Regions from separate parts of the Homo sapiens genome. Here region 2 is linked to region 1. A link is an interaction called in ENCODE POLR2A ChIA-PET data of the cell type or tissue named here. Cell type or tissue: Panc1. All regions are shown on one strand. Links, peaks and the distances in the headings refer to the core of each region. The heading gives the core; the rest is flanking DNA. Region 1 overlaps TMC7 (transmembrane channel like 7). Region 2 overlaps SMG1-DT (SMG1 divergent transcript).

What was found. ChIA-PET counts read pairs that join two places held together with the same protein. Peaks named below come from ENCODE experiments on the same cell type or tissue, not always from the same donor. Only the 100,000 strongest peaks of a DNase experiment are listed, where the experiment ranks them.
Region 2: POLR2A ChIA-PET joins it to region 1 with 10 read pairs; 5 of 35 experiments call an interaction of 5 or more read pairs at or near these places.

What each region holds. Positions count from the first base shown.
Region 1 is chr16:18,993,571-19,003,155 of GRCh38, reverse strand. All of the region lies in intron 1 of TMC7 (transmembrane channel like 7), which reads right to left. Among named protein-coding and RNA genes, the nearest start is that of TMC7, 14 kb to the right of the region's middle. In Panc1, for the core only: no CTCF peak of the experiment used is centred there; DNase peaks (open chromatin) are centred at 4,255 and 4,940; H3K4me3 peaks cover 2,725 bases; H3K27ac peaks cover 4,912 bases.
Region 2 is chr16:18,929,080-18,938,664 of GRCh38, reverse strand. It overlaps SMG1-DT (SMG1 divergent transcript), which reads right to left. Exons shown (of 2, transcript XR_001752094.2): 2 at 1,449-1,809. Among named protein-coding and RNA genes, the nearest start is that of SMG1, 7.5 kb to the right of the region's middle. In Panc1, for the core only: no CTCF peak of the experiment used is centred there; no DNase peak of the experiment used is centred there.

The DNA of each region.
Region 1 (9,585 bases), core at 1,028-9,027:
TCTTGCTTTGTTGCCTAGGCTGGTCTCAAACTCCTGGGCTCAAGTGATCCTCCCGCCTTAGCCTCCCAAAGGGCTGGGATTACAGGCATAAGCCACCACCCTTGGCCTGCTCTGGCTTTCCAACAGGGAAACTGAGGCCCAGGCATGGTGACTTGCCCAAGACTTGAGTGTCAAGACAGACTCCTGGTTTTACCACAGGTCATTTCACCACTTAGAGCCTTGATGTCCTTCTCATCCTTAAAGAATAAGATCATCTCATTACAGTTATTGTCAGACATTCTACTGAATTGGTCCAGCCAAGAGCCTTGCTGTTGGGATGGCCACTGTAGTCCTGTGGTCAGCGTGGGCTGCTGTTGACCATCTGCACAGGAGCAGGTAGCATATTTCAGATATTGGGGTGCCTCTAAGAATGCCTAGAACTTCTTGGTCACTGGGGCCAGATTTCAGCAATTAGGAGATTATTACTTAGGTAGGAGGATGACTGGGTAATTCCAGGAGACATGAGGGAGCAGGGCCAGGCATAGCCAATTTTTCTGCCATATACTATTCTTCCAGGTTAAGGACAAAGTCTCTCTGAGGCTTAAAAGCGGTGTCTTGCTCACAGAAGGCCCTCCATCCGGGCTGGGCACTGTGGCTCACGCCTGTAATCCCAGCACTTTGGGAGGCCAAGGCGGGTGGATTACCTGAGGTCAGGAGTTCAAGACCAGACTGACCAACATGGTGAAACCCTGTCTCTACTAAAAAAATACAAAATTAGCCGGGCGTGGTGATGCATGCCTGTAATCCCACTACTTGGGAGGCTGAGGCAGGAGAATCACTTGAACCCAGGAGGCGGGGGTTGCAGTGAGCCGAGATCACTCCATCACACTTCAGTCTGGACAACAACAGCAAAACTCCATCTTAAAAAAAAAAAAAAAAAAAGCGGCCCTCCATCTGAAGAATGAATGAATGAATGAATGAGCAGTGGCAGAGGCAGGTACATCTGGTGAGCATCCTGAGGTCCTTTCTTGGCAACTTTTCCCACAGGACACCACATCCTACCAACAGGCATGAACCTCCCAGGATGTGGGCACCAGCCAAGTATGATCTAAATGGCACTAAAACCACCACCAGCTTCCCCCGCGTTCTAGCCAAGAAACTTGCCCAACCGTATTTGGTGCTGAGTTCACAGCAGGGGTTTGTTTCCCACACAAAGTATCATGGAAACTCTGGGTAAAAAGGGACCTTGTAGGTCACTGGATCCAGGCCTCTCACCAGCTGCTATGGGAATTAGTTCTGTTTGACAACTTGCGTGGATCCTCTCTCTGGGCCAGACTCCAGACTGGAGGTTGGGACTCTGGAGAAGATGAAGACTTGCTCTGTGCTTTGATGAGCTTTTGCTCACTCCTTCAAACACCACATAGCTCCTAAGTACCCACTCCACCGCACTCACTCACCCCTGTTACTACTCCATCCTTTTTGTGTTGTTTGTTTAAGACAAGGTTTTGCTCTGTTGCCCAGGCTGGAGTGCAGTGGTACCATCATAGCTCACTGCAGCCTTGATCTCCCAGGCTCAGGCAATACTCCTCGCCTCAGGCTCCTGAGTAGCTGGGACCACAGGTGTGCACCACTACACCCAGTTAATATGCATATATTTTAATAGAGATGAGGTCTCGTTATGTTGCCCAGGCTAGTCTCGAACTTCTGGGCTCAAGTGATCCTCCCACCTCAGCCTCCCAAAGTGCTGGGACTATAGGTGTGAACCACCACACTCAGCCTACTCTGTCCTTTTTAATTTTTTACTTGTGTGTTGTCTCTGACTCTATAACTTCTATGAAGGCAGGGACCTTATCTCTTTCTGTCACTGCTGAATTACCAGGGTCTAGCACAGAGCCTGGTACAGGACAGATGCTTAATAAATACCTTCTAAGTTGAATGAATGAATAATTCAGGAATGAATGAATTTGATGCTGAGGATACAAGATAGGTTAGATCACCCACCACGCCAACCAAAGTACTTTACATACCAGGAAAGAAAGGGTGTCAAAAAAATGAGTAAAAGATTTTAGGAATTTAACCCTTGAATATTATTCTTCTCTATATGAATGATGTATTTTTTTCACAATACAAAACATTTTGTTGTTTTGTTTGGTGTTTTATTTTTGAGACAGGATCTCACTCTGTCACCCACACTAGAGTGCAGTGGTGCCATTTCCACTCACTCTGCCTCCCAGGCTCAAGCAATCCTCTGGCCTCAGCCTCCCAAGTAGCTGGGACTACAGGTGTGTGCCACCACACCCAGTTAATTTTTTGTATTTTTAGTAGAGATGGGGTTTTACCATATTGCCCAGACTGGTCTCAAACTCCTGGACCCAAGCAATGCACCTGCTTCCACCTCCCAAAGTATTGAAATTACAGGGGTGAGCCACCGTACCTGGAACAAAAATAATTTACAGGGTAAAAAAAGCTGGCAAAAAATATTGACTGGGATGTTGACCATATATCACATTCTTCCTATTTCAGGTACTCTACACAAACCAGCCCTATTAGAAATGTGCTTTGCTTTTTCTTCTCATGAAATGATAAAATGTCATGCATGCACACACAATTTGATATTACCGATAAGTCGATGTAGATATCAATCTCAGAACATTATGGACTTCTTTTCACTTGAATTGTTTTTATTTTTTGTTTTTGCTTTTGAGACAGAGTCTTGCTCTGTCACCCAGGCTGGAGTGCAGTGGTGCAGTGGCGCAATCTCAGCTCACTGCAACCTCTGCCTCCCGGGTTCAAGCGATTCTCCTGCCTCAGCCTCCCAAGTAGCTGGGATTACAGGCGTGTACCACCACGCCCGGCTAATTTTTTGTATTTTTGGTAGAGACAAGATTTCACCATGCTGGCCAGGCTGCCCTCGAACTCTTGGCCTCAAATGATCCACTTGCCTCAGCCTCCCAAAGTGCTGGGATTACAGGCGTGAGCCACCATGCCTGGCTGAATTGTTTTTATTTTGGATGTTAAGTGGAGGGAGGGTGTCCAGATAATCTGTGTTTACAGCTACTAAAGGGTCTTAACCCAAGAACTCATAAAGCCCGGACTCTGCCCGGCGTGGTGGCTCGCAGCCTTCGTGATTACACGCCTGTAATCCCAGCACTTTGGGAGGCTGAGGCGGGTGGATCACGAGGTCAGGAGATCGAGACCATCCTGGCTAACATGGTGAAACCCCGTCTCTACTAAAAATACAAATAATTAGCAGGGCGTGGTGGCGGGCACCTGTAGTCCCAGCTACTCTGGAGGCTGAGGCAGGAGAATGGCGTGAACTCGGGAGGCAGAGCTTGCAGTGAGCCGAGATCGCGCCACTGCACTCCAGCCTGGGCAACAGGGCGAGACTCTATCTCAAAAAAAACAAAAACAAAAACAAAAAAACGTCCCCAGACTCTAGTTGAAGCTGCTATGACATGTCAATCAATTGCAAGAAGCCCTCCAAAGCCAGTGGCTGATCATTGCCCTGCTCCTGGAAAGACCACCCACCCATCCATCTATTCATGTATTCACCCACCAGTCAGTCACTCAGAAACATTTACTGAGCAACTATCACCACTCAAGCACTGTTCTAGGACTACAACATAGCCTTGAAGACCACACACCATTTCCCTGCTTTTACGAAACTTACATTCTATTTGGAGGAGACAGACATTAAACAAGTAAAAACAATGTATTTCAGATGTTGATAAGTGCATGGAGAAAAATAAGTCAGGGGTGCGGGCATGGTGGCTTACCCTTTGTTGGGCTTCGGCAATGAAGGGCATGTTCTATATCTGCACTGTCCAATACAGTGGCCACTGGCCACATGGGACTATTAAGCAATTGAAATATGACTGGCTGGATGCAGTGGCTCATGCCTATAATCCCAACACTTTGAGAGGATGAGGCGGGAGGATTGCTTGAACCCAGGAGTTCAAGACCAACCTGGGCACCATAGTGAGACCCTGTCTCTACAGAAAAATAAAACATTTTTTTGGCTGAGGTGGGAGGATCGCTCGAGCCTGGAAGGTTGAGGCTGCAGTGAGCTGTGATGGAAGCAATGCACTCCATCCTAGGTGACAGAGAGAGACACTGTCTCAAAATAAATAAATACAGCATAGAGGGGCCTCAATCACAGCAGCCCAGAGCTTAGTCTGAGAGGGGAGGAGCCAGAGGCCCTGGTAGCCTCCCGGATCTGCTAGACTTTGTAACAGTAGTGTCAGGAGAAACTGCATGACTCACGTCAACTGGCACCTGGGTGGGGCCGGTGACTGGCTGGGTCTAAGGCTTTACAAACAGATGAGCAAACAGCCTTCAGGAGCAGTGACTAACTCCATCATAAGAGCTGCTGCTGGGCCTGGAACTCAAGCCCTCAAGCCCCTGCTTTTCTTTTTTTTTTTTTGAGACAGAGTCTCACTCTGTCACCCAGGCTGGAGTGCAGTGGCTTGATTTCAGCTCACTGCAAGCTCCGCCTCCTGGGTTCACGCCATTCTCCTGCCTCAGCCTCCCAAGTGGCTGGGACTATGGGTGCCCGCCACCACGCCCGGCTAATTTTTTGTATTTTTAGTAGAGACGGGGTTTCACCATGTTGGCCAGGATGGTCTCGATCTCCTGACCTCGTGATCCACCCGCCTCAGCCTCCCAAAGTGCTGGGATTACAGGCGTGAGCCACCGCGTCCAGCCAAGCCCCTGCTTTTCATGCCCGTGGAGCATCTGGTCAGGGGTCTGTGGGGCAGTTACTGCAATTCTGTCTGTCCGAGAAGGTGGCAAGGCCTGGCAGTTAAGAGCACAGTTTCCCAACCCACCCTGCCTGGATTTGGACACCAGCCTCACTTGCTGCCTGCATAACCTGGCAAGTTTCTTGACCATTCCATGCCTTGGTTTTCCCACCTATAAAATGTAGACAGCGGTTCCTACCTCCTATAGCTGTCCTGAGGATTAGATGGCAATCATATGTAATGTGCTTAGAACAGACGTCAGCAAACGTTTTCTGTAAAGAGGTAGGAATTTACTATTTGCAATTACTCAGCTTTGTCCTTGTAGCAGGAAAGCAGCCACAGATAATCCATAAACGAATGAGCATGGCTGTGTTCTACTAAAGGTTGAATTACAAAAAAAAAGGTTGGCCAGGCTTGGTGGCTCACGCCTGTAATCCCAGCATTTTGGGAGACCGAGGCGGGCGGATCACGAGATCAGCAGATCGAGACCATCCTGGCTAACATGGTGAAACCCCGTCTCTACTAAAATACAAAAAAAAAATTAGCCGGGCATGGTGGTGGGTGCCTGTAGTCCCAGCTACTCGGGATGCTGAGGCAGGAGAATGGTGTGAACCCGGGAGGCGGAGCTTGCAGTGAGCCGAGATCGTACCACTGCACTCCAGCCTGGGCGACAGAGCAAGACTCCATCTCAAAAAAAAAAAAAAAAAAGGCTGGATTTGGCACAGGAGTTGTTTGCAGATCCTTGGCTCAAAACAGTGCCTGAGGCCGGGTGCGGTGGCTGGGTGCGGTGGCTCAATCCCAGCACTTTGGAGGCCAGAGGTGGCTGGATCACCTGAGGTCAGGAGTTGGAGACCAGCCTGGCCAACATGGCGAAACCCTGTCTCTACTAAAAATACAAAAATTAGCTGGGTGTGGTGGTGGGCGCCTGTAATCCCAGCTACTTGGGGGGCTAAGGCAGGAGAATCGCTTGAATCCAGGAGTCAGAGGTTGCAGTGAGCCGAGATCACACCACTGCACTCCAGTCTGGGTGACAGAGTGAGACCCTGTCTCAAAAAATAAAAAGGCCAGGCACGGTGGCTCATACCTGTAATCCCAGCACTTTGAGAGGCCAAGGCAGGCTGATCACTTGAGGTCAGTGTCAGGCCTCTGAGCCCAAGCTAAGCCATCGTATCCCCAGTGACCTGCACATATACATCCAGATGGCCTGTTTGGTGTTCTCTTCACATAGACATGTGAGACATTTGATGCCAAAACCCAGGACGGGAGGACTCCTTCGGGAGACCGGTCCCCTGTCCTCGCCCTCACTCCGTGAGGAGATCCACCTATGACCTCGGGTCCTCAGACCAACCAGACCAAGGAACATCTCACCAATTTCAAATCAGGTAAGCAGTCTTTTCACTCTTCTCTGGCCTCTCTCGCTACCCTTCAATCTCCCTGTCATTCCAATTCCAGTTCTTTTTCCTCTCTAATAGAGACAAAAGAGACACATTTTATTCGTGGACCCAAAACTCCGGCGCTAGTCATGGACTTGGGAAGACAGCCTTCCCTTGATGTTTAATCACTGCGGGGACACCTGCCTGATTATTCACCCACATTTCATTGGTGTCTGATCACCGCAGGGATGCCTGCCTTGGTCATTCACCCACATTCCCTTGGTGGCAAGTCAATTGCGGAGACGCCTGCTTTGGCTGCTCACCCACATTGCAGCCCAGGGCTGCTCTCCACCCCCTTCTCTGTGTCTCCACCTTTCTCTTTAAACTAACGTCCTTCACTATGGGCAACCTTCCGCCCTCCATTCCCCCTTCTTCTCCCTTAGCCTGTGTTCTCAAGAACTTAAAACCTCTTCAACTCGCACCTGACCTAAAACTTAAATGCCTTATTTTCTTCTGCAATACTGCTTGGCCCCAATACAAACTCGACAGTAGTTCCAAGTGGCCAGAGAATGGCACTTTCGATCTGTCTATCCTATAAGATCTAGATAGTTTTTGTCGAAAAATGGGCAAATTCCTACAAGATCTAGATAATTTTTGTTGAAAAATGGGAAATGGTCTGAGGTGCCTGACATCCAGGCATTCTTTTACACATTGCTCCCTCCCTAGTCTCTGCTCCCAATGCGACTTGTCCCAAATCTTTCTTCTTTCTCCTGTCTGTTCCCTCAGTCACCACCCCAAGCTCTGAGTCCTTTGAATCCTTCTTTTCTACAGACTCATCTGACCTCTCCCCTTCTCCCCAGGCTGCTCCTCGCCAGGCCAAGCCAGGTCCCAATTCTTCCTCAGCCGCTGCTCCCCAACCCTAGGATCTATCTGTCACCTCCCCTCCTCACACCCAGTCTGGCTTACAGATTCGTTCTGCAACTAGCCCTCCCCTACCTGCCCAACAATTTCCTCTTAAAAAGGTGGCTGGAGCTAAAGGCAAGTCAAGGTTTCTTTATCTGACCACTCCCAAATCAGTTAGCATTTAGGTTTTTTTTCATCAAATATAAAAACCCAGCCCAGTTCATGGCATGCTTGGCAACAACCCTTAGACACTTTACTGTCCTAGATCCAGGAGGAAGGCTGTCTTATTCTCAATATGCACTTTATTACCCAGTCCACTCCTGACATTGGAAAAAGCTCCAAAAATTAGATTCCGGCCCTCAAACCCCATAACAGGACCTTATTAACCTCGCTTTCAAGGTGTACAATAATAGAGTAGATGCAGCCAAGTAGCAACGTATTTCTGAGTTGCAATTACTTGCCTCCACTGTGAGAGAAACCCCAGCCACATCTCTAGCACACAAGAACTTCAAAACGTCTGAACCGCAGCGGCCAGGCGTTCCTCCAGGACCGCCTCCCCCAGGATCTTGCTCTAAGTGCTGGAAATCTGGCCACTGGGCCAAGGAATGCCCGCAGCCCAGGATTCCTCCTAAGCCGTGTCCCATCTGTGTGGGACCCCATTGGAAATTGGACTGTCCAACTCGCCCGGCAGCCACTCCCAGAGCCCCTGGAACTCTGGCCCAAGGCTCGCTGACTGATTCCTTCCCAGATCTTCTCAGCTTAGTGGCTGAAGACTGATGCTGCCTGATCACCTCAGAAGCCTCCCGGACCATCACGGACGCTTTGGGTAACTCTTACAGTGGAGGGTAAGTCTGTCCCCTTCTTAATCAATACGGAGGCTACCCACTCCACATTACCCTCTTTTCAAGGGCCAGTTTCCCTTGCCTCCATAACCGTTGTAGGTATTGACAGCCAGGCTGCTAAACCTCTTAAAACTCCCCAACTCTGGTGCCAACTTGGACAACATTCTTTAATGTACTCCTTTTATTTATCCCCACCTGCCCAGCTCTTATTAGGATGAGACATTTTAACTAAATTATCTGCTTCTCTGACTATTCCTGGGCTACAGCCACACCTCATTGCCGCCTTTTCCCCCAGTTCAAAGCCTCCCTCACATCCTTTCCTTGTATCTCCCCACCTTAATCCACAAGTATAGGACACCTCTACTCCCGCCTTGGCAACGGATCATGCACCCCTTACCATCCCATTAAAACCTAATCACCCTTACCCCGCTCAATGCCAATATCCCATCTCACAGCACGCTTTAAAAGGATTAAAGCCTGTTATCACTTGCCTGTTACAGCATGGCCTTTTAAAGCCTATAAACTCTCCTTACAATTCCCCCATTTTAGCTGTCCAAAAACTGGACAAGTCTTACAGGTTAGTTCAGGATCTGAGCCTTATCAACCAAATTATCTTCCCTATCCACCCCGTGGTGCCAAACCCATATACTCTCCTATCCTCAATACCTCCCTCCACAACCCATTCTGTTCTAGATAAACCTAGCTGACCCCATAAATCCTAACTCCTTTCCCCACTCCCCTTTCCATTCCTTAAGAAGCAGCCCTAAAAGCTGTTCCCACACTAGCTCTCCCTAACTCATCCCCACCCTTTTCATTACACACAGCCAAAGTACAGGGCTGTGCGGTCAGAATTCTTTTTTTTTTTTTTGAGAAGAGTCTCGCCGTGTCACCCAGGCTGGAGTGCAGTGGCACGATAGTCAGTATTCTTACACAAGAGCCAGGAGTGCGCCCTGTAGCCTTTCTGTCCAAACAACTTGACCTTACTGTTTTCGCATAGCCCTCATGTCTGCATGTGGCGGCTGCTGCTGCTGCTTTAATACTTTTAGAGGCCCTCAAAATCACAAACTATGCTCCACTTACTCTCTACAGTTCTCATAACTTTCAAAATCTATTTTCCTCCTCACACTTGAAGTATATACTTTCTGCCCCCCAGCTCCTTCAGGTATACTCAGTCTTTGTTGAGTCTCCCACACTTACCATTGTTCCTGGCCTGGACTTCAATCCAGCCTCCCACATTATTCCAGATACCACACCTGACCCCCATGACTGTATCTCTCTGATCCACCCGACATTCACTTCATTTCCCCATATTTCTTTCTTTCCTGTTCCTTACCCTGATCACACTTGGTTTATTGATGGCAGCTCCACCAGGCCTAATCACCACTCACCAGCAAAGGCAGGCTATGCTATAGTATCTTCCACATCTATCATTGAGGCTACCACTCTGCCCCCCTCCACTACTTCTCAGCAGGCTGAACTCATTGCCTTAACTCGGGCCCTCTCTCTTGCAAAGGGACTACACGTCAATATTTATACTGACTCTAAATATGCCTTCCATATCCTGCACCACCATGCTGTTATATGGGCAGAAAGAATGTCCTCACTATGCAAGGGTCCTCCATCATTAATGCCTCTCTAATAAAAACTTCTCAAAGCTGCTTTACTTCCAAAGGAAGCTGGAGTCATTCACTGCAAGGGCCATCAAAAGGCATCAGATCCCATCACTCAGGGCAACACTTATGCTGATAA
Region 2 (9,585 bases), core at 652-8,651, 64 kb after region 1:
TTTTGGGAGATTAAGTGCCCTGTCCAATGTCAGTGAGCACATCAATGTTTTACAAATTGGAAAGCGGGGAATAAAAAAGGTACTTAAAACAGGAAGTGGCCCAGAAACTATCACCTACATAATCTCCTGTCCCTTAAGCTTCCCTCCTCCATCATTTGTTTACCTGTAAGAGAAAATTACATTTTCTAAGTGCGCCATGAATATAGATATACTCCTTTCATCCAAACAGAAACAGAGAAGAGATTTACTACAGCATCAAGCAGCACCTCAGAACTCTTTCAGCCTTCCTGGCGAAAATGGACAAAGTTGCCCGGGCGCCGTGGCTCACGCCTGTAATCCCAGCACTTTGGGAGGGTGAGGCGAGTGGACCACCTGAAGTCAGTAGTTTGAGACCAGCCTGGCCAACATGGCAAAACCCTGTCTCTACTAAAAATAACAAAAATTAGCTGGGCGTGGTGGCGGGTGCCTGTAATCCCAGCTACTCGGGAGGCTGAGGCAGGAGAATCGCTTGAACCCAGGGGGGTGGAGGTTGCAGTGAGCCGAGATTGCGCCCGCCACTTCACTCCAGTCTGGGCAAAAGACTGAAACTCTGCCTCAAAAACAACAACAATAACAACAACAACAACAACAACAACAAAAACAGAAACGAAAAGAAATATTTTCGTTTGAACCCAGGAGGTGGAGGTTTCAGTGAGCTGAGATGGTGCCACTGCACTCCTTGGCGACAGAGTGAAACCCTGTCTCAAAACAAAACAAAAACAAAACAAACAAAAAACTTCCGCCCCTTTTTTTAAGTAAAAAGAGTTGGTTTTGTTTGTTTGTATTTTTGGGTTTTTTTTTGTTGTTGTTGTTGAGTTGTAGGAGCTCTTTATATATTCTAGATATTAACCCTTTATCAAATATATGATTTGCAAATATTTTCTCCCATTCCATGCTTTGTCTTTTCACCCTGTTGATGGTGTCCTTTGAGGCAAAAAGTTTAACATTTTGATGTAGTCTAATTTACCTGATTCTTCTTTTATTGCTTGTACTTTGGACTTTGGATATTGTGCTAAACTGAGTTCTTTTGATCAGTGTCTTTATAGTCAGAGAACTTGTCATATAGTCTAAAAGTTAAGCCAACAGAAGGATTCTTCATATTGTAGTCTACTGACCTCTTTTATAGAATCAAAGTGTTTTTTTCTGGAAAACACTGTGAGCTCTTTCTCATGTGTGTTATTAATACTTTTATCAAGTGGGCTTTCTACAAAAACAAAATGGTAATAAGATTCTTTTTTTTTTTTTTTTTTCAAAGAGCTTTCTGAAGTTTGCTAACTTATGAATGCAACCTTCCCTTCTTGCACCGGTCCTGAGCCGTGATTGTGCCACTGCACCCTAGCCTGGGTGACAGAGGGAGACCTTGTCTCTAAAAAAGAAAGAAAGAAAGATGATGAAAGTGTAGCAAAGGGTTATTTACAGAGGGTTTTAGTAAACTAACAAAGAATGCTGCAGTATCCTAGGGCTAGCAACATCAGGGAGCCTGCATTACCTTTAGGCTCAAAGATCAAGGGAGAGAGACAGTGGTTGCTGGAACTTAGAGAAGGCAGCTGGATGGAGACAGTCATATGACAGGAACTGTGGCCTTCAGTAGAGAGATGCAGCAACCTCCAGGTGACCTCAGGGAGGAAGCTTTAGGAATAAGCACCCAGACATCAATGTCTTCCTGTTCTCCCACGTGGCGGTGTTTCCTATGGTAGAACTCAGCCAGAAGACACAGGACAAGGGATTCAGCTGGCACGCTCCATGCAGGTCACTCTCTGGGTTGCAGAGCTGAATGGAGAAAGATGGAGAATAGATTTGCAGGGACCAATGGAGAATAGCAGGTGCACACACATTGTCCGGTCTGGCTTCTCAGCAGCCAAGAACCACCAGTTGGTCGATGTTTGAAGAATTACTATGGGCCGGGTGTGGTGGCACACATGGGTGCTTTGGGAGGCCAAGGCAGGAGGATCACTTGAGGTCAGGAGTTTGAGACTAACCTAGCCAATATAGCAAAACCCCATCTCTATAAAAAACACAAAAATTGGCCAGGTGCGGTGGCTCACGCCTGTAATCCCAGCAATTTGGGAGGCTGAGGTGGGCAGATCACGTGAGATGAGTTTCAGACCAGCCTGGCCAATATGGTGAAACCCCATCTCTATTGAAAATACAAAAATTAGCCAGGCATGGTGGTGTGCACCTGTAATCCCAGCTACTCTGGAGGCTGAGGCAGGAGAATTATTTGAACCCGGGAGGCGGAGGTTGCAGTGAGCCGAGATCATGCCACTGCACTCCAGCCTGGGCAACAGAGGGAGACTCTGTTTAAAAAACAAACAAATAAATAAATAAAAGTTAATCTCATCCAAAAATACCCTCACAGACTGGGTGTGGTGGCTCATGCCTTGTAATCCCAACACTTTGTGAATCTGAAGGAGTAGACTCGCTTGAGCCCAGGAGTTTGAGACCAGCCTGGGCAACATAGTGAGACCTTGTCTCTACAAAAAATTAAAAAATTAGCTGGGCATGGTGGCACACACCTGTGGTCCTAGCTACACCTGAGGCTGAGGGAGGAAGCTCACTGGAGCCTGAGAGGTCAAGGCTGCAGTGAGCCATGATTGCACCACTGCACTCCAGCCTGGCTGACAAAGCAAGACCCCGTCTCAAAAAGTAATGAAAAAAAAAATATCCTCACAGACACACCCAGAATACTGTTCAACCAAATATCTGGGCACCCTGTGCCCCAGTCAATTTGACACATTAAAATTAACTGTCACAATATCCTTCCAGCCTTTTCCTATATCTATATAACATTACATAACATATATATAGATAGCTATAAGTCTATTTCTTTTCTTTATTATTATTATTTTTAAGATAGGGTCTTACTCTATCACTCATGCTGGAGTGTAGTGGTGCAATTTTGGCTCACTGCAACCTCCACCTCCTAGGCTCAAGCAATTCTCTCACCTCAGCATCCTGAGTAGCTGGGACTACAGGTGTGTACCACCATGCATGGCTAAATTTTTTTTTTTTTTTTTTTTTTTTTTTGTAGAGACAGGGTTTCTCCATGTTGCCCAGGTTGGTCTTGAAATTCTGGACTCAAGTGATCACTCACCTTGGCCTCCCAGAGTCCTGGGATTACAGGCATGTGTTACCAGGCCCAGCTGGTGTATTTCTCTTCTTTTTCTTCTTCTTCTTTTTTTTTTTTTTTTTTTGTGTGTGTGAGATGGAGTCTTGCTCTGTCATCCAGGCTGGACTGCAGTGGCATGATCTCAGCTCATAATAACCTCCACCTTCCGGGTTCAGGCGATTCTCCCACCTCAGCCTTCCAAGTAGCTGGGATTACAGGCACCTGCCATCATGCCTGGCTAATTTTTGCATTTTTGTAGAGACGGGGTTTCACCATGTTGGTCAGGCTGGTCTCCAGCTCCTCTGTGGGAGGTGGGGGGATTGCTTAAGGCATGGAGCTCAAGATCAGTCTGGGCAACATAGAAAGACCCCATCTCTGGGCGGGCAGGGTGGCTCACGCCTGTAATCCCAGCACTTTGGGAGGCCGAGGCGGGCAGATCACGAGGTCAGAAGATGGAGACCAGCCTGGCCAACATGGTGAAACCCTTTCTCTTCTAAAAATACAAAAAATTAGCCGGGCATGGTGGCAAGTGCCTGTAATCTCAGCTACTCAGGAGGCTGTGGCAGAAGAATCGCTTGAACCCGGGAGGTGGAGGTTGTAGTGAGCTGAAATCGTGCCACTGCACTCCAGCCTGGGCGACAGAGTGAGACTCTGTCTCAAAAAAAAAATTAATAAATAAAATAAAAAGGCTGGACATGGTGGCTCACACCTGTAATCCCAGCACTTTGGGAGACCGAGGTGACTGGATCACCTGAGGTCAGGAGTTCGAGACTAGCCTGGCCAACATGGAGAAACCCTGTCTCTACTAAAATACAAAGTAGCCAGTGTGGTGGCACATGCCTGTAATCCCAGCTACTTGGAAGGCTGAGGCAGGAGAATTGCTTGAATCTTGGATGCAGAGGTTGCAGTGAGCCATGATCACGCCATTTCACTCCATTCCTGGGTAACAAGAGTGAAACTCCGTCAAAAAAAAAAAAAATCCAACTAGCCCAGTGTATGTTGTGGAATACACCTGTAGTCCCAGCTACTTGGGAGGCTAAGGTGAGAAAATCACTTGTGCCCAAGAGGTTGAGCTGCAGTGAGCTGTGTTTGCAGCACTGCAACTCAATCTGGGTAATAGAGCAAGACCCTGTCTCAAAAAAAATAAAAATAAAATAAAAAAGTAAAGAAAAGAAAGAAAGAAAAAGAGAGAGACTGGGCACAGTGGCTCATGCCTGTAATCCCAGCACTTTGGGAGGCTGAGGTGGGTGGATCACCTGAGGTCAGGAGTGCGAGACCAACCTGACCAACATAGTGAAACCCCATCTCTACTAAAAATGCAAAATTAGCCGGGTATGGCGGCAGGCACCTGTAACCCCAGCTACTCGGGAGGCTGAGGCAGGAGAATTGCTTGAACCCGGGAAGTGGAGGTTGCAATGAGCCGAGATCGTGCCACTGCACTCCAGTCTGGGTGACGGACTAGACTCCATCAAAAAAAGAAGAAAGAGAAAAAGAGAAAAGAAAGAAAGAAAGAAAAGAAAGAAAGGAAAGAAAAGAAATAAAAATAAAATTCTTAGTAAGTGGCTGTTATTAGTTTGACACAAAGGTAAAAAAGATGGTATCTGCTTTTAAATTGAGTAGTACAGGGCCAGGCTTTTATTAGTCCCCTTCCATCCCTGATGTTTGCTGGGAGTAAACACTTCCCCAATACTTGTTGATAATTTGGAGATTAGACTATTATTTTTCTACAATCCTATTATTTTCATATCCCTGTTTCCTTTACCTGAGGTGATGTAATACTCAGCCATCTGCTCCCCTTCATCTAAAAACTACCTTAAGTCCTGCTTTATCTGAGAAGCCTCTTCCAGGGACCAGCAGGGAGGGTCCTCTGAGACGTGGTATGCCTGGGGGATGGTGAAAACACTATGCCAAGCAGTGTGACCTTCAAATTATACAGCACAAAACACTTTATGGAATAAGCCTCCATTTGCTTCCCTGGTATGGGATGAAGAAATCATTTCAGCTAAGACATAGATAGCAGTGTCCCAAAGAAGCTAAATGATCCTATTTCAACTAGAAGTTCTGAAGTGAAATATTTATCCTTCCCTTATTTGGTAGTCTCTTTAACTCTTTAGAGTTAAACTTGCTGGGCGCAGTGGATCACGCCTGTAGTCCCAGCTACTCGGGAGGCTGAGGCAGGAGAATCGCTTGAACCCAGGAGGCAGAGGTTGCAGTGAGCCAAGACTGTATTTTTAGTAGAGATTGGGTTTCACCATATTGGCCAGGCTGGTCTTGAACTCCTGACCTCAGGTGAGCCACCCACCTCAGCCTCCCAAAGTGCTGGGATTACAGGCATGAGCCACTGCGTCCAGCATGTTAAATGATAACTGTATAAACAATAGAGGGCAGTAACTTGCTGTTGGGAGATTTTATTTACATAAGTTTGCATTTTATTTACATATATTCCTAATAATGGATTAATCAGGGAAAGCAAAGGAGTTAGCTCCATTAAAATCACCATGCCAGTCCTTGGGCAGCTCAGGACCAAACATAAGGGAATTTCACTTTCTTGTTTTCTCCAATTTAAAAGTTACAAATAGCTTAAGATGAGCATCACCGGCTTCCTATTTTATTGTTGAAAGAATGCACGAGCCACTGGGCAGCACTTCTTGTGCCCTGATTCATAGAATTTTGGCCCCTGCCTCAAGCTGAGACTGCCCAAGTGGAGATTTCAAATGTGTCATGAGGTTTCTCAGCCAAATTCCTCCTGCACCAGCTTGAAAAATCGCTATAAAAATAGCCCTTACTGAGGGAGCCTGACCTGTGACAAAGATTTCCTAGCTGGGAGCAGGAACAAGAAGGCTGCTGTTTTTCTTTTTGAAAAATCTGCTTTAATGTCTTTATGATGTGGATTTGCTTTTAAGATTGCATTTTAAAAATCACCCATGTAAGTTGAGTCTCCTGGTTGAGAATAAAGTTCCTCAATTCTTGGTGCCTAATAGGGGTTAATCCTGGGCCAGACATAGGGTCAAAAGAAAACAAAAGAGAGAATTCTCTTTTGTTTACTTAGAGAATAAATGTCAGTACAGTGTCTCTCTAGGAAGTTTGGAAGATTTCTAGGAAAATCCTGGTGATGAAAGACCCTGGGGTTGGTTTGTGTTCGAATCCTTACTGGAAGATCTTTTAGGAGTTAAGACAGGATCACGTTACTCACAGTTTTTGAGGTTCTGAGTGTATCAAAAATTTAAGAAATAACAAAGAGCATTCACAATTTGTACTATATTTTGTTTCCTTTTTATGTTTTGAACACTTTTAACACAAGGGGAAACAAACTATGAAGCGATGTAATTACATGTTCACCAGGTAATAATATAATTTATTAGGAAGTATGAATGCCATGCACAGCCTCTACAGGTGTGTGAGCTGGTAATGGACATAGTTTGTTAACTTCAGACTTCCTTCCTGTTCGAGTGTCTCTGGGACTCTGGGTCTAACTTCACTAGGCGATCACGTCAAAGGTCTAAATCTGACGCCTTTGACGAATGTGGAGTTGGGGCCAAATGTCCCTTCTGTCTCTGCCTGTGACATTCCCTTCCTGGCCCTGCCTGCTACCAGCTGGGTGACCTTGTGCAGGGAGCTAGCTTCTCTTGGTATCACAGCCCCAAAGTGTAAAATGCCACATTGAAACCTACCTTAGCTTGGTTTGGGGGAATTCCTTGAAGTAACAACTCATATTGATCATTTGACTGAGTGGTTTTGCATTAGTAAATGCTCAATAAAGGCCGAGTGCCGTGGCTCATGCCTGTAATCCCAGCACTTTGGGAGGCTGAGGTGGGCAGATGACCTGAGGTCAGGAGTTCGAGACCAGCCTGGCCAACATGGCGAAATCCTGTCTTTACTAAAAACACAAAAATTAGCTGGGCATGGTGGCACATGCCTGTAGTCCCAGCTGCTCGGGAGGCTGAGGCAGGAGAATTGCTTGAACCTGGGAGGCGGAGGTTGCAGTGAGCCGAGATGTTGCTACTACACTCCAGCTTGGGCGACAGAGCAAGACTCCATCTCAAAATAAAATAAAATAAAATAAAATAAAAAATAAATGCTCAATAAACATTAGGTAGAGTTGGTCACTATTTTTAGAGCTAAGACTTGATGTCTTGGCTAAAGTTTACTCAGTTGGTCTGTCTGAGTCACTGCCACACTCTAAGAGTATTCATTCTCTGTTCATTCATTCAACACCTATTTATTGAATGCTTACTTTTAGCTTTGTAAATTTTTGTTTTAGGCCGGGCACAGTGGCTTACACCTGTAATCCCAGCACTTTGGGAGGCGGAGGCGGGCGGATCACCTGAGGTCGGGAGTTTGAGACCAACCTGCCCAGCATGGTGAAACCCTGTCTCTACTAAAAATACAAAAATTAGCTGGGCATGGTGGCAGACGCCTGTAATACCAGCTACTCGGGAAGCTGAGGCAGGAGAATCGCTTGAACCCGGGAGGTGGAGGTTGCAGTGAGCCGAGATCGAGACATTGCCCTCCAGCCTGGGCAACAAGAGCAAAACTCTGTCTCAAAAAAAAAAAAAAAAAAAACAAAACTTCACAAATGTAATTTGTAATGGCTGCAGAAAATTTCAGCTCTGAATGTACTGCATCCTAATCAGTTTCCTATTGTTGAGCATTAGTATAATTTCCAGGTGTTTTGTTTTTGTTTTGCTATTAATAAGTAAAACTGAGATGAATACTTCTGTATCAATCTTGATCCTTATTTTAGATAATTTCCATTTCATTCCTCCCATTTCTTGAGTGCTTCCTATGGTCAGGTGCTGTGCTGTGTGCTGAGTATGGAGGAGGTAGGCTGAGATAGATGTGACCTTTGCTCTTGCAAAGCTGATATCCTAAGGGTTGGACCGATGCTAAATATGCAAAGAAACCCAATACTTGCAGATGGTGCTGGGTACTACCAAGGAAAGAAATAGGGTATGTGACAGAGTACCTGGAAAGGGCACTGGCCAGCTTTTATGGGCAAGGGACGTCAAAGAAACCTGTCTGGAGATGAGACAGGCCAGGAAAATCAGGGCAGGGGCCAGAGTAGGGCAAATGTGGTGCCTAGAGCCTCATTTTTTTTTTTAGATGGATTCTCGCCCTGTTGCCCAGGCTGGAGTGCAATGGCAGGATCTCAGCCTACTGCAACCTCTGCCTCCCAGGTTCAAGCAATTCTCCTGCCCCAGCCTCCTGAGTAGCTGGGATTACGGCAGAGCCTCAAATTTAAGGAGGGACTTACTCACAGGATTGTGCAAATGCAAAGTTGGCTTTTGCATGACCCTGGGAGTAGGTGCCTCCTTAAATTTTGCACCCTCAGCAACTCCATCACCTGTCACGTTGCTAGTCCCAACCCTGATGGGAACAAATGCAGGGAAGGCATTCCAGATGGCGGGAACAGCAAGTACAAAAATCCAGAGGCCAGAAAGGCTTGGTGTGTTTCAGGAACAGAAACTCGGCTCCCATGACTGAAATGGAGTAGGGAAATCCTAATGGAACCAGAGAGGCAGAACCACCAACAGGAAGAAGAAAAAAATGTTGGAAGTTATGAGAGTTGCTCACGTTTGATTCATTTGATTAATTTTATTGAAATGGAGTCTCACTCTGTTGCCCAGGCTGGAGTGTAGTGGCACGATCTAGGCTCACTGCAACCTCCACCTCCTAGGCTTAAGTGATTCTCTCATCTCAGCCTCCCAAAGTGCTGGGATTACAGGCGTGAGCCACCATGCCCCACCTGAAGCAATTTCTCTGTTGTCTTTTTTTTTTTAACTTCTCTCATAGAAATAATTAACCCTCAAAAACACTCAGTGTTGACAAAGGGTGGTGTGAGGACACAGAAAGTATCAGACTATCATTGGCAGAAACTTCTGGAAAGCAACTTAACAGTCTGTATCCAAAGACTTAAAATCATTAACAGCCTTTTCCCCAATAACTCCACTTCTCGGAATCTATCCTAAGGAAATCTGCCACAGCCAGAGTGATTTTTTCCGTCCCCTTAAGAAATGGTCTCATCCTGTTGCCCAGGCTGGAGTGCAGCGGCACCATTATGGCTCACCACAGCCTGAAACTCGTGGGCTCAAGCGATTCTCCCACCTCAGCCTCCCAAGTAATTGGGATCACAGGCATGCCTCCATATCCATATGCCTAGATGGATAATATTTTGACCAATAAAGAAAAAGAGGGCCAGGCGCGGTGGCTCACGCCTGTAATCCCATCACTTTGGGAGGCCGAGGCGGGCGGATCACGAGGTCAGGAGATTGAGACCATCCTGCCTAACACGGTGAAACCCCGTCTCCACTAAAAATATAAAAAACAAAATTAGCCGGGCTTGGTGGCGGGCGCCTGTAATCCCAGCTACTCGGGAGGCTGAGGCGGGAGAATGGCTTGAACCCGGGAGGCAGAGCTTGCAGTGAGCCGAGACTGTG